Regions from separate parts of the Homo sapiens genome. Here region 2 is linked to region 1. Evidence: chromatin loops called from intact Hi-C (ENCODE). Cell type or tissue: heart left ventricle. All regions are shown on one strand. Links, peaks and the distances in the headings refer to the core of each region. The heading gives the core; the rest is flanking DNA.

The links. Peaks named below come from ENCODE experiments on the same cell type or tissue, not always from the same donor. Only the 100,000 strongest peaks of a DNase experiment are listed, where the experiment ranks them.
Region 2: a loop joins it to region 1, with 2.0 times the contacts of the local background. A loop is called at or near these places in 2 of 110 quality-filtered maps.

Annotation. Positions count from the first base shown.
Region 1 is chrX:69,131,678-69,137,607 of GRCh38, reverse strand. LOC107985646 (a long non-coding RNA gene) reads right to left here. Exons shown (of 3, transcript XR_001755985.2): 3 at 1,532-1,633. Among named protein-coding and RNA genes, the nearest start is that of PJA1, 31 kb to the left of the region's middle. In heart left ventricle, for the core only: a CTCF peak has its summit at 3,518; a DNase peak (open chromatin) is centred at 541; H3K4me3 peaks cover 559 bases; H3K27ac peaks cover 789 bases.
Region 2 is chrX:69,067,860-69,073,789 of GRCh38, reverse strand. All of the region lies in intron 4 of LOC105373242 (a long non-coding RNA gene), which reads left to right. Among named protein-coding and RNA genes, the nearest start is that of PJA1, 95 kb to the left of the region's middle. In heart left ventricle, for the core only: no CTCF peak of the experiment used is centred there; a DNase peak (open chromatin) is centred at 2,689; H3K27ac peaks cover 690 bases.

The DNA of each region.
Region 1 (5,930 bases), core at 523-5,522:
AGAACTGATAATAATAGAAGCTCCTAGCGGGGTTGCTACGAGGAGTAACTGGCCTGGTGGATGTGCAAAGGCATTGCAAACTGTAAAATGCCGCTCACGCCTGAGGGACTGTTGTTAGAATTGCTGCTTGTACACATGACCTCTGGGTAACTTGGGAGGAGGTAGCCCTGGATGTGCCATGTTCCATGGCTAGCGCCTCCCGTTTGGGGAAAGTGGGGGAAAGGGAGTTGCGGTGGGGAGAGGAGGTGAATGGGTGCGTCCTTGGGGTGGGGGAGAGTGGGAGCTGCGGGCCCGGGCAGCGGCCTTTCATGCGGGGGCTGAATGGTGGGGTCCCGAGGCAGAGCTGAGGCCCGTTGGCCAGGAATGCCGTTCCACAAAGCCGCCACACATCGCTGAGCCCGCCATGACCACAGCCGCGCACGGGGGACCCGGGGGACGGGGCGGGGCTTCTGGTCTTTTCTCTGGGAAGAATCTCCTTCCAAGAGGGTCCCGGCTAGAACACAGGATTTCCATTTCAATGCTCCCTGGCAAGCTGCCCTCCCCCGAAATCGGCTGAAGGCTCACGGAAAAGCCTTTAAAAACACAGTAATTACAAACAATTCCTCGGCTTCTCCTGATTTCCCTCCACGCGGCACTGGGGGCGGGGCGGGGCCGGGCTGGCCTGGGGATGGGGAGGGGAGGGGTCATCTCCTCGCGGCTGCGGAGTTGTATGTGAAAGCCGCGGCTAGCCAGCCCAAGCACTGACCCAAGTGAGCCAGTACTTGGGCTCCTGCTTCCTTCTGGGTGCCCTAAGGCCGGCCTAGCTGGGTCTGGGTGGTGGGAGGCAGCTATGAAAGCCGAGAGCAGGCGCCTGGGAAAATGCACCGTGACTCCAGGAAGCCTGTTGTAAATGGAGCCAGAACAGGAACTTCAGGCAGCATTGTCGGCCCTCCACCGCCTGGGCCTGGACCCCAGGTGTTGGCCCCCAACTCTGCCCTACCCGGTCCTCCTGCTGCTGCTGAGCCCACGTAGCCAAGCCCCTACCGCCCACAGCCGTGGGGGCCAGAGTTAGGTGTGTGAACGGTGGATCTATTCCTTAACGGCCACCTCTGGCCTCCCAAGAAGGGAGAGGGATAGCAGGTAATGTTTTCTGAGCTCTCCGAGCCCAACAAAGCCCTTTGCAAGGACTCTGGACAGTTCTGGCTGAATCTGGGGGACAGCCTAGGGCATCTTGGCTGAAGACTGGCTTGCACACAGTTATCCTTACAAGCAGGGCCCCAGCTCAGGAGGGGTCATTTTATGCCTTTAGGAAGCTGAATGAAAGGAACCCCATTAATCTGTTCAAACTGGCCTCAACTAATGTCTTTGTTCACGAAGGGGATGTGATGCCCTGGGAGAAGAGGGACACTATTTCATGCCTCTCGGGCCTTTGTCTGATAATAACAATGCTCACCAACACTCAGAGCATGTACCCTTTGCCAGAAGCATTTGACATGTAGTCACTTATTTAATCCCAACCGTACGTGTGCTGAAGAAACCAAGGCACAGAGAAGTGAAGTGACTTGCTGAGGGTCACATAGCTAGTAGATAAAGCTGGGCTTAGAACCCAGGTGGTATGGCTCCAGAGTCTTCATCACTGGCTCTGCCATCTAATCTGTGAGAACAATAATAATGACTCTATTAGTGCCAGCTCCTGTGTCAGCCATTTTACACACATACTCGCATGTGGCCGTTCACAACGATTCTGTCAGGTAGACTTCATTGTCTCCATCCTACAAATGAGGCAGCAAAAACTTGGAGGGTTTATGTGACTTTCTTAAGGCCCTACAGTTGGTAAGGGGCAGAGATGGCATTTCAAAACCCAGCTCTGCCTAATTCTTGACAGGCAGGCTTTCCTTGAACACCTTTGCCACTGTTTCAAACAAGCTTTCCACGAGTTAAGCTGCAGTGTGGTATCTGTTGGGTGCTTAGGACAGACCAGGCATTTGTTTCATTTTACGTATATCATCTCTTTTGAGACTTACGCCTACCATGTGAGGGTGGGGGTGTTATTCCATTTGCAGATGGGAACCCTGAGTCTGAGAGACCTTCTCTCTCGCCTGTCCTCTCTCTAGGTTGGGCCACACCCAGCATTCACATCCCTTTTCTTTGGGGGAATAACTTCCCCAGCCACAGTCTCAGAATCCTCAGGCTTCCTGCTGGAAGGAAGGGGCTTGCTGCAGACTTTATGCATTGACTAAATGTTGGAGTCCCAGCTCTGCCACTTCTGGGTGACTTGCGGCAGTTCACTGCCCTGTCTGGGGCATGACTACCACATCCCAGGTGCGTGAGGCTGATCAAATGATGAGATGAGATGCAAAAACATTTTGTAAACTCTGGAGAACTATATAAAGGTGAGCAGGGGCTCTGAGATGAAGGTTTCCATCTCTAGCATTCTGGCATGACCTCATTGCACACGTGTCCAACACACGCATTGGCATCAACATTGAAACACACATACCAGCACCAGTAGGCTTCAGGCAGATGGGTGGGAAGGGAGGGGATTGTCCTTGCTCCTGAGTTGTCTCTCCTCTAGGCAGAGCATCCACTAGTTCTTTAATCTTTCCTTCTAGGACAAGATTTCAAGACTCCCCTCCCCCAAGGAGTTAGATAAAGTAGAAAGATCGTGGGGTTCGGAATCCTGCAGATCTGGGTTTAAACCCACGTTTTGCTAATTTCTAGCTGTGCGATCTTGGAAAATTGCCTTTACCTCTCTGAGCCTCAATTTCTTCATCTGCAGAATGGACATGATAATATTGTAGTACTGATCTCAGGCTAGTCTGAGGCCCATATGAAAAGTCATGGGCTAGGTGCCAGAGATGCAAATATGGGTAGACTTCAGTCCTGGATATCAAGTAGCAAGGGAGAAAGGTCAAGCAGCAGGCAGATGGTCTCAAGTGTTGTGATAGAAGTTAGCCAGGGCTCTAGAGTCCCAGAAGGAGCCAGAAGAGGAGCACGTAGTCTCAGAGGAGGGTGTGGCTTCACAGATACGGTATTGTCCGCACTGGTTCTTAAAGGGGAATAATAAATAGTGGTTAACACTCTACAGTGCTTCATGTGTGTCAGGCACTGTTGTAAGTGCTTTACATGCATGATCTAATTTATTCCCTTGTAAGAGAAATACAACCTTAAGGGGTAAAAACAGTCTTCACCCCCATTTTACAGATAGGGAAACTGAGGCCCAGAGAGGATAAGTGACTTTCCTGGTTAGGCAGTCAGGGCCCTGAGCCCACACTCTCAACCACTCCACCAAGCTGCCTGTGTGAGTAGAAGCTTGCCAGCAGAAGAGTAAGGTGAGACTATAGAGCATAGCATGAAAGCACAATCCCTTCCAGGGCTGGGAGGTGGGATAGGTGAGCAGGGGCCGGATCTCAAGGGCCTGTGCGCCAGGCTCAGGAACTTAGACTCTCCTCTGGGGGCAGTGGGGAGTCACTGGCAGATTTGAATTGGAGAATTACATGCTCAGATTTGTCTGCAGGAAAGGTCTAAGTGGCTGTAGTGTGGAGGCTGGTCCGAGGAGGACGCACTCTGGTGGCAGAGAAATGATAAAGGCCTGGATTCCGGCCGTGTTTGTAGGGATGGAATGCTTGGGATGGATTCCAGAGCTATTAAGGAGGTAAAATTGGCAGGTCACAGTAACTAATTAGATGTGAGGAGCAAGGGAGAGGGAGGAGCAAAGGTTTCTAGCCAGGAACTTGGGTGGATGGTAGGGTTACCCCTGGAGAAATAAAGCTGAAATGAAGTGTGGTGTGGGTCTGGAGCAATGAGGTGTGGTCTGGGAGTATAAATTCTGTTTGGGGCAAGGTGGGTTTGAAGTGTCTTTGATGATGACCACTGGGTAAATGTCTGTACTAGCTGATGCTTGGGGGAGTAGCCCAGGCTGAGGTTACATGGAATTTACTTGCTGAGAGGAGGTGGTGGAAGCCGCAGGAGGGGCTGAGAGAGCCAGGGAGAGCATCCGTAGGGGAGGTGACCCGACATTTAAGGGGCATACTGGAGAATAGGGGCCTGGGAAAGAGACTGAGAAAGAATGGTCAAAGAAGCCGGAGGAGAACTAGGAAAGCCATGTCTGAGTAGACAGTAGAGGATTAGGGAGTCGCAATTGTCACATAGCAGGAAGTAGTCACAAATATCAAATGTGACTGAGAGGTTCCACGAGCTAAGTCCGCTGATTCTTGTAATTAGGTTTTTGAGGTCCTGGGTGACAGCTGAAGTAGGGATGGGAAGCTGGGAAGCTGTCAGCAGTGGTCTGAGGTGTGGAGGACAGGTGGGGAAGTGGGGACAGCCCAATAAGGACCCTGGAAAAGGAGATATGGAACATTAACTAGGGAGAGACACAGGATCAAGGGGGGAGCCAAGAGCAGCCGACGGGAAAGTTAGTCCCTTCCCTCCTGGCCATTTTGCTCCCTGCCTCTCCCTGCCATACCCCCAGACTTGGGTCTCTGCCCTGGGCGTGCTGGGGTTTGTCAGTGCCTTTCAAGGTGCTGGCCCCTCCACCTCTCTTCAGGCTCCCTCAAGTCTCACAGCAGAAACCTCCCTTTGCTTGTCTCTGGAATGAGCCCCTAGGAGAGCTGATGAGACAGCAATTAGACCAGTTGCAACGGCCGTGCGTTCACATCTCTGTGCCAGGGCAGGCCTGCTGGGACCCTGCCAAACTCTTCTGAGCCAGCCCCATAGCCTGGTCTCCCTCCTATGTGACCCCCATGGCCACCATCTACCGAGGGACCTCCAAAGGCATAGAGGCTGGGGAATGGCCTCATTAACATCTCTGGCCTCTGTCAGATATGGCTATCTATGCATTTAGGATCCAGGTACAACCCTACAAGCCCTGGGGCTGGGCCAGTGCCCACCAGTTTTAGGGCAGCTGAGTGAAACAGAAAGGGCAGGGGCAGACTTCCCTTCCATGCCCCTGCCCTTCATGCCTGTGTGACTCAAGATGTTGCCCCTTTATCAGGCTCCCATGTCTCCCCTTTCCACAAAGCCTCTAGAGGATTCCAGCCTTCTAGAAAGAAATCTGCCTTTGTGTGATGGGTTCGTTGTTTTGGGCCAGCAGCATCTGCCTGTTGTGCCCTGTGGCTGTTGGGACCTATTTTTCCAGAGGCTTTTTAGCCTCAGTAGGAAGGCTTCATAGCCCTGGGAGTCATCCATCTCACATCACTACCCCCAACCTTAGTATACTTGTCTTTCCTGTTTCCAGCTTGCAGTCAGTGGATGGCAGCCCCCTGGCTTTGCCCTCACCATCTCAAAATTGATATATCCTAGAACTATCATAAATGTTCATTTATCCTAACAGTTTTTGATTGAATGAAGGCCACAAATACCTCGGTAGACTCCGCATTGAAAAGACCATCTGCCCCTCTCCCCAGCCCCCCACACCTCACCCCTTCCACAAACATCTCAGTGATTTGTTCTGCGTTGGGCCCCAGAGAAACAGAAATGCATCAGAGATCACTCCCACCCTCTCCGAGCTCACCATCTGGTGGGAGGCACAGACATGTCCACAAAGCATTCAAATGTCTTATTTGGGTGTCCTGCTGGGATATTGTTCAGAGTGCAGGGAGGGAGGGAAGGCAAAAGAGGCAGCCACTGCATCGTACTGAGGGGTGTTGGGAGACTTGAAAGGTAAACAGGTGTTTGGAAGGTGGACAAGGAGGCAGAGGATGCAGTTTGGGAAGAGACTCAGTGGCATACAATGGCCTGGTAATTTTGAAGGCTGTGGGTTGGGCTCTGGGGGCACTGCTCATAGTACAGATGGAGACACTGAGGTATGGAAAGGATGTACTTGTGAGGTGATGGTACAAAAGGAGGGGAAAGCTGTGTGAGTCACAGCTTGAGGACTGGAGTCACTGTGTTGGGTGGCTTGGCCTGGTAGAGATCAAATGTGTGATGGGCTGGGGCCAGGCTATGGCTGT
Region 2 (5,930 bases), core at 537-5,536, 64 kb after region 1:
GCCTGGGTCAGAAGTCAAGACGGTCTGTGTTAATTTTCCAGCTTTGCCACTTACTAGATGCATGACCTTGGGTTGGACATTTAACTTCCCTTACCTCAGTTTCCTTAGAAATAAAATGGGCTTAATAATTATGCCTACCTCTAAGGTTGTTGGGAAGAATAATTCTGTTAATGCATGTGAAGTGCAGAAAATAGGGTCTGGCATACTGTGAGGATCAAGGCCACATGGGCCGGGCCCACAGGAGAGCCTGAGTGTGGGTAGGCCCTGGCACCCTCGTGCCCAGTCACCTAAGTGGTGCTTCACTGAGGCAGTTTGTGCCTTGATGGTTGCTCAGCAGGCTCATTCAGAGAATCTGCCACTAGCCTGGAGGACACAGCAAAGAAGCAGGGCCAAGCCTTCCCCTAGCAGTGAGTGTAGAATAATGGAGAAGAGAGAAAAACCACCCAGTTCAGCTTGGCCAAAGTCGAGGGCCACCAGCCAGCAGACTCTGGCTCTTGAAAGTGACTTCAGGTGGATAGGAGCTGTGTCTGCCCTTCCCACGTCCATCCACTCATTGCCTGCAGGAGGGGAGGTAGGCCAGGTTCTTAAGGGCTTCCCCGACCCAGACCTGACCCCCAGGCTAGGTCACGAACCTCTGTCATATGCCCTCCTAGCAGCCTGCACCTCCCCTTCAGAGTACTCATCCTAACTGTAACTAAATCTTTATTTGATTATTAGTCATTGAACATTTGTACCCCAGCCCCCACTGACTAAACCCTCCAGGAGGGAGGCAATGGTGTCTGTCTCCTCTGCCACTGTGCCCCAGAACGCAGCACTGTATATAGTAGATGTCCAAGGAAAAAATGTTGAAGGAAAGGACGAATGAATGCCATCCAGCCGTTGGGATGGGGGTGCTTAGTATCTATCTCTAAGGTTTGAAGGAAACACCCCCATGTTGGGTCCTATTGCTGAGCCGGAGAGAACAGCCAGCCTATGCGCTCTCAGTGCCTTTTAGGCCCCATCTCAGCGAGCTCACACTTCCTCCCTTCCTCTCCTCACCCCTTCTTCCTGTCCTCCCCCATCTGTCAGCAGGACTGGCCAGTGGACATCAGCAAGATAAAAATTGTGCCTGCAGGGCTGAGATGGTACCTGATGCCAGGAGAGGCAGGCTGTGTGCAGGGCTGCCTGTGCCTCCACCAATCCCAGCCAGCCAGCCTTTGTGTGTCCTGGGGCCCATCCTGGAAGGGCTAGAGAAGTGCACCCCAGTGGCTCACCAGGAGTCTTTGGCAGATGAAGCTATCAGGGAGGTTTTGGAGGCCTGTGGGGAAGAAACTTCATTATTAGACAGTAATGAGCCACATTATCTGAAAATTTGGAGGGATATAGAAACACGTGCCTGATATCTGGTGAAGCAGAAAGAAAACAAAACACTCCCATGGTAATGCTCTATTTCATAACCTGGTCAGTGATACCACAGATGCTCACCTTATTCCCAGCCTTTAAACAGTGTTAGCGTTACATACATTCTTTTGTATGTATAATATATTTTATCATTTAAAAAATTTTAAGGCAGTCTATCATTAAACACCCAGATTCCAGAAGTCAAGACGGTCTGTGTTAATTTTGCAGCTTTGCCATTTACTAGATGCATGACCTTGGGTTGGACATTCAACCTCCCTTTACCCCAGTCTCCTTAGAAATAAAATGGGCTTAATAATCATGCCTACCTCTAAGGTTGTTGGGAAGAATAATTCGCTAATACATGTGAAGTGCAGAAAATAGGGTCTGGCATACAGTAGGCATACAATAAGTGTTAACTGTTGTTAGCATATATATTCTCAAGTATGTTAAAATGTATCTGTGTGTATAGGTATTAATATAGCTACACAGGGCTCTGGAGATAGGCATAGACAAATGGCAGCAGGTAATAAACCAAAATGTGAACAGGAATTATATCTGGATAGTTAGGTGTGGGAAATGTTATTTTTGTCTTCCTTATACTTTTTTGTACCTCCCAAACTTTCTGTAATGAGCCTGATTAACTTTTGCAAACAGAAAAAAAAAAAACTCTCAAAAATTTCATCAGTACATAGTGGCCTCATCAATGTTAAATCATCAAAACGGAAATGTAAACACATTTAAAAGGGACAATAAGAGCTGCCCCTAGTCCCAGGACATATCTGCCGAGGGAAGGCCCAGAGAGGTGTGGGGCCCAGTGGAGAAATCCCTTTGCTCTGCCACTTCAGCCTCTTCTTAGTTTGAGGACACCCCAACCTCCCTCTGTTGCCTGGAGTGACCCATCCCCCACCAGACCACTGTGTCCTGCGGAGCCCGGGCAAGGAGGCTGGTGGAGGAAGGGCTGAGCTCTTGAGGGCCTCTGAGAAGCCAAGACCATTTCATTCCTCCCTCCTCGTAGGAGATAGCATTAGTACCAGCTCAGTGGAGCCCCAGCTGCTTCTGAGGGGCTGCCTTCCAGCTCGTGGGTGGAGGAGGGAGGCAGCCCCAATTGCACCCAGTGTAGGAGACAGGGTGAGGGCGGGGACGCATCTATGGGGAGCTGGGGGGAGGGAACCAGGCTGAAGGGACTGCCCAGGCTGGCTGCTGGGAGGTGGCTGCAGAGATTGGTGGGACGGAAGAGCAGAGATGGGATTCTGCCCAACTCAACTGGAGCTGGGGAAGCGAGGGAGGCTGGGATCTGGGCTGGATCAGTGCCAGGGCCCTGGGACAGAAATAGGCCAGGCCACTGGGTTTCCAGATCAGTCCTGCTCTGCCTGCCTGGCTAGGCCACTCATAAGGAAGGAGCCACGTGGACGCTGGAGAAGGCAGCTCTGTCAGCATCCGGTGGGCAGAAAGATGAGGCAGTCAGAGCCAGGGCACCACTGCCATCACCCTCTGCCCCCTCATTTGGCCATGTCTTTATAGGACTTATCACAGCTGATGTTATATTAGATATTTGTTGTTTACTGACTGTCTCTCCTCTCTAGAAAGGGCACTCTTCAAAGGCAGGGACTTTGTCTCTTCTCTTCACTGCAGCACCCTAATGCCCCAGAACAGTGTCTGGCACATAGTAGGTGCTTGATTAGTCTTTTTTCATAGTAGGTGCCTGATTAGTCTTTTTTCAGTGGACAAGTAAATGACCAACACCCCCTCCCTGATGTGGGGCTCGCAAGGTAGGCAGGGCAGGCAGGCAGTAGTAATTACCTTCATTTTGGTAGTTGAGAAAGTGGAGGCTCACAGAGGTTAAAGGACTTGCTTAATGTCACACAGTTAGGAAATGGCAGATCTTAGATTCAAACCCAGGAGTCACAAACTTGATTTCTTTTTTCAATATTACACTGACTCTTTGAAAGAAAGAAAGTCAGTTGGCTACCGGGCAGGTGCCACACGGGCATCCTGTGGGTACATGCGCTACAAAGATAAAGGCCATAGCCATGCTGAGTGAGTCCTGGGATGGGACTTGGGGACTTCTCTCCACTGCTGGTGACACTTATTTAGGAAAACTGAAGACTCTGGTCACTTGGGGCCTCTGAAGGCCCTGCCTCTACTGAGTGAGATGTGACCCAGCCATTCCTACTGACTGGGCCTCGATGTTCCAAGGTATGAAATGCGTAGAGAGAATGGGAATAGTGTTTCAACTTAGGCTTGGTGATCAGACTGCATGGGTCCTCCTTTGGTGACTGGGTTACAGCTCAAACTGGGGAACAAATGCCAGCCAAGGGACCAAATATGGGCTGACAGCGGGCAGAAAACATGTAGAAGGCTCCTACTTGTAGAAAGAGGCTGGCATAGGTCACTTCTCTGCATCCTTTGGGACCTGTCTCCCTTCCATGCCATCCCTGAGTGACCTAACCATCCAGGAGGGCCACCATGCCAGCCTCTGCAGGGCAGAGGGGCTAGGATGAGGCAGCCCTTTTCCCATGTCATGAAGAATGTTCTGGTCTGTCTGCCCTCCCAGGAAGTGAGTAAATGGGCTTTGGACCTCTCCTCACATCCTATAACCCCCTAAATAGAGACATTTTGGCTGGGATGGAGAATTCTTTTCTCCTGGTCTGAAGCAGCTGTTCCACTTAACCAGGCCAAATATTGTCCTCAGGCCCTCTGAGAGCAGAGCCTGTCACCTTCCTTCCCAATGGAAAGATCATGGCTCTGGGAGTGCTCTACTGCTAGGATGTAAGACAGACAGACAAACACACACACACACACACACACACACACACACACACACACACACACACACACACACTTTGGCCTGGAACCTGAAAGCTCACCTCCCTAAAGCATGGGGAGCTTTAGAGTCCTATCTAGAGCCTAGGGCAGGGCTGCTGGCTGGTGGCTGAGCTGGCACTGCCCCTGACTTGTGGGGCCCAGAGGAGAAGATATGGCTAGAGGCTCCCAGATTGCTGGGTAAAATGTGGGAAGTATCTTGGCTGGGAGGGAGGCACCCTCACCCTGGCCATTGCCTGATCCAGGCCTGCAAAGGAGAGCAGAGAAGGGCTGGCTCAGCAGACCTTGTACAGCCTAGCCGGACTAGTAGAAAAAGCTTGGATGGCAGGAAGAAGCTTCCTTGGGGGGCCCGAGGACCCTTCCCTGGGCTTGGGCAGGTGGCAGCTATGGAGGTTTTGAACTCTTGCCCGGAAGCCTGGCTTCCCTGGGCCTGGTTGGCTGAGAAGGGAGGGATTGGAACTTCGGGTTGATGGACAGGTGGTGGCTGGAAGGAGGCAGCACGTCAGGATGGTGCGGCCTCAGTGAGAGTAAGGACAGGGCAGAGGGTGCAGGAGGCAGGTGTGCAGATAGGTCCAGGAGGAAGTGGGGAAGGTTGACCACCTTTACTCAGAGCCAACTGAAGGGGCCTGATGGGCCTCACAATGGCCCTGGGTCCTTTTCCTTATGGCTTCCCGGCTAGTGGGCTAGGCATGCTGGGCCATCAATAAAACCCTGGGGAAACTGAGGACCCAAGGAGAAAGGCGAGGGCCAAACTAGGATTCTGGAGCCCTCCCTCCCAGCTGCGGACTTGCTCTGGCAACAGGCTGGGATCATCCCAAGCAGCAGTGTTTGGGGACAGAGCCTCCCAATTATTGTTGTGCCACATGTGTTATAGGTCTCTGGGGGTGCTCACCCCCTCAGCCCTCAGGGAGGCAAAGTGAGGCCTGAGGAGGCCCTAGCCTCCAGGGCCCCTCCCCCTATTTTGCTATACAGATGGTGTTGCTTTTCCTCTGTGGGCCCTGAAGGAAAAAGGCTGGGAGAGGGAGACAAAGGCAGGGAGGAGCAAGTGGGGACCAGGAGTCAGCCACAGCTGGGACGCCTCAGGCCAGATCCCTGGCCCCAGCTCCCATCCTGCTCCCACCCCTCTCTCCACCCCTCCTCTTTGCCCTTCTGCCTTTTGCTGGTTTTCTCCATGTCTGTCGTGTCTCCCTTGCCCTTTGACTCTGGTTTTGTCTCTGTTTCTCCATCTCTTTGCCTCTAGGCCTTTCCTTGTCCTATCTATCTCCCGGTCTCAGTATCTCTCTGATTCCGTGTCTGTTTCTCTTGCCCAGTCTCTATCTCCCTCTTTCTGGTTCTCACTGGCTCTACCTTTCTTTACCTCCCTTTATCTCTCTCTCTCTCTCTCTCTGTCTCTTACAGCTGCTCTGCCTTCAACTCTGTGTGTGTGAGACCTGCTCTGCTCTGCCCCCTGTGCCTGGCTGGCAGCTCCTGGAAGCTGGAAGCAGGGTGGCAACTCCCACTGTCCCCTCACAGGATCAACTAGAAGCCCAAACTGCAGGGTTCCATGGCCCAGTGGGTTCACTCAGGCCTGCTTGGGATCCAGGGGCTGGGGCAGTACCTGCCACCGCTGTTTGGGGAAGAGGTGGGGACACAGGCAGACAGAGGCACAACCCCCGTGGCAAATCACCCCACAATATTCCCCAAACCTCCTCAGGCTACCTCCTTCAGTTGAGCTTATTCCCACAAGC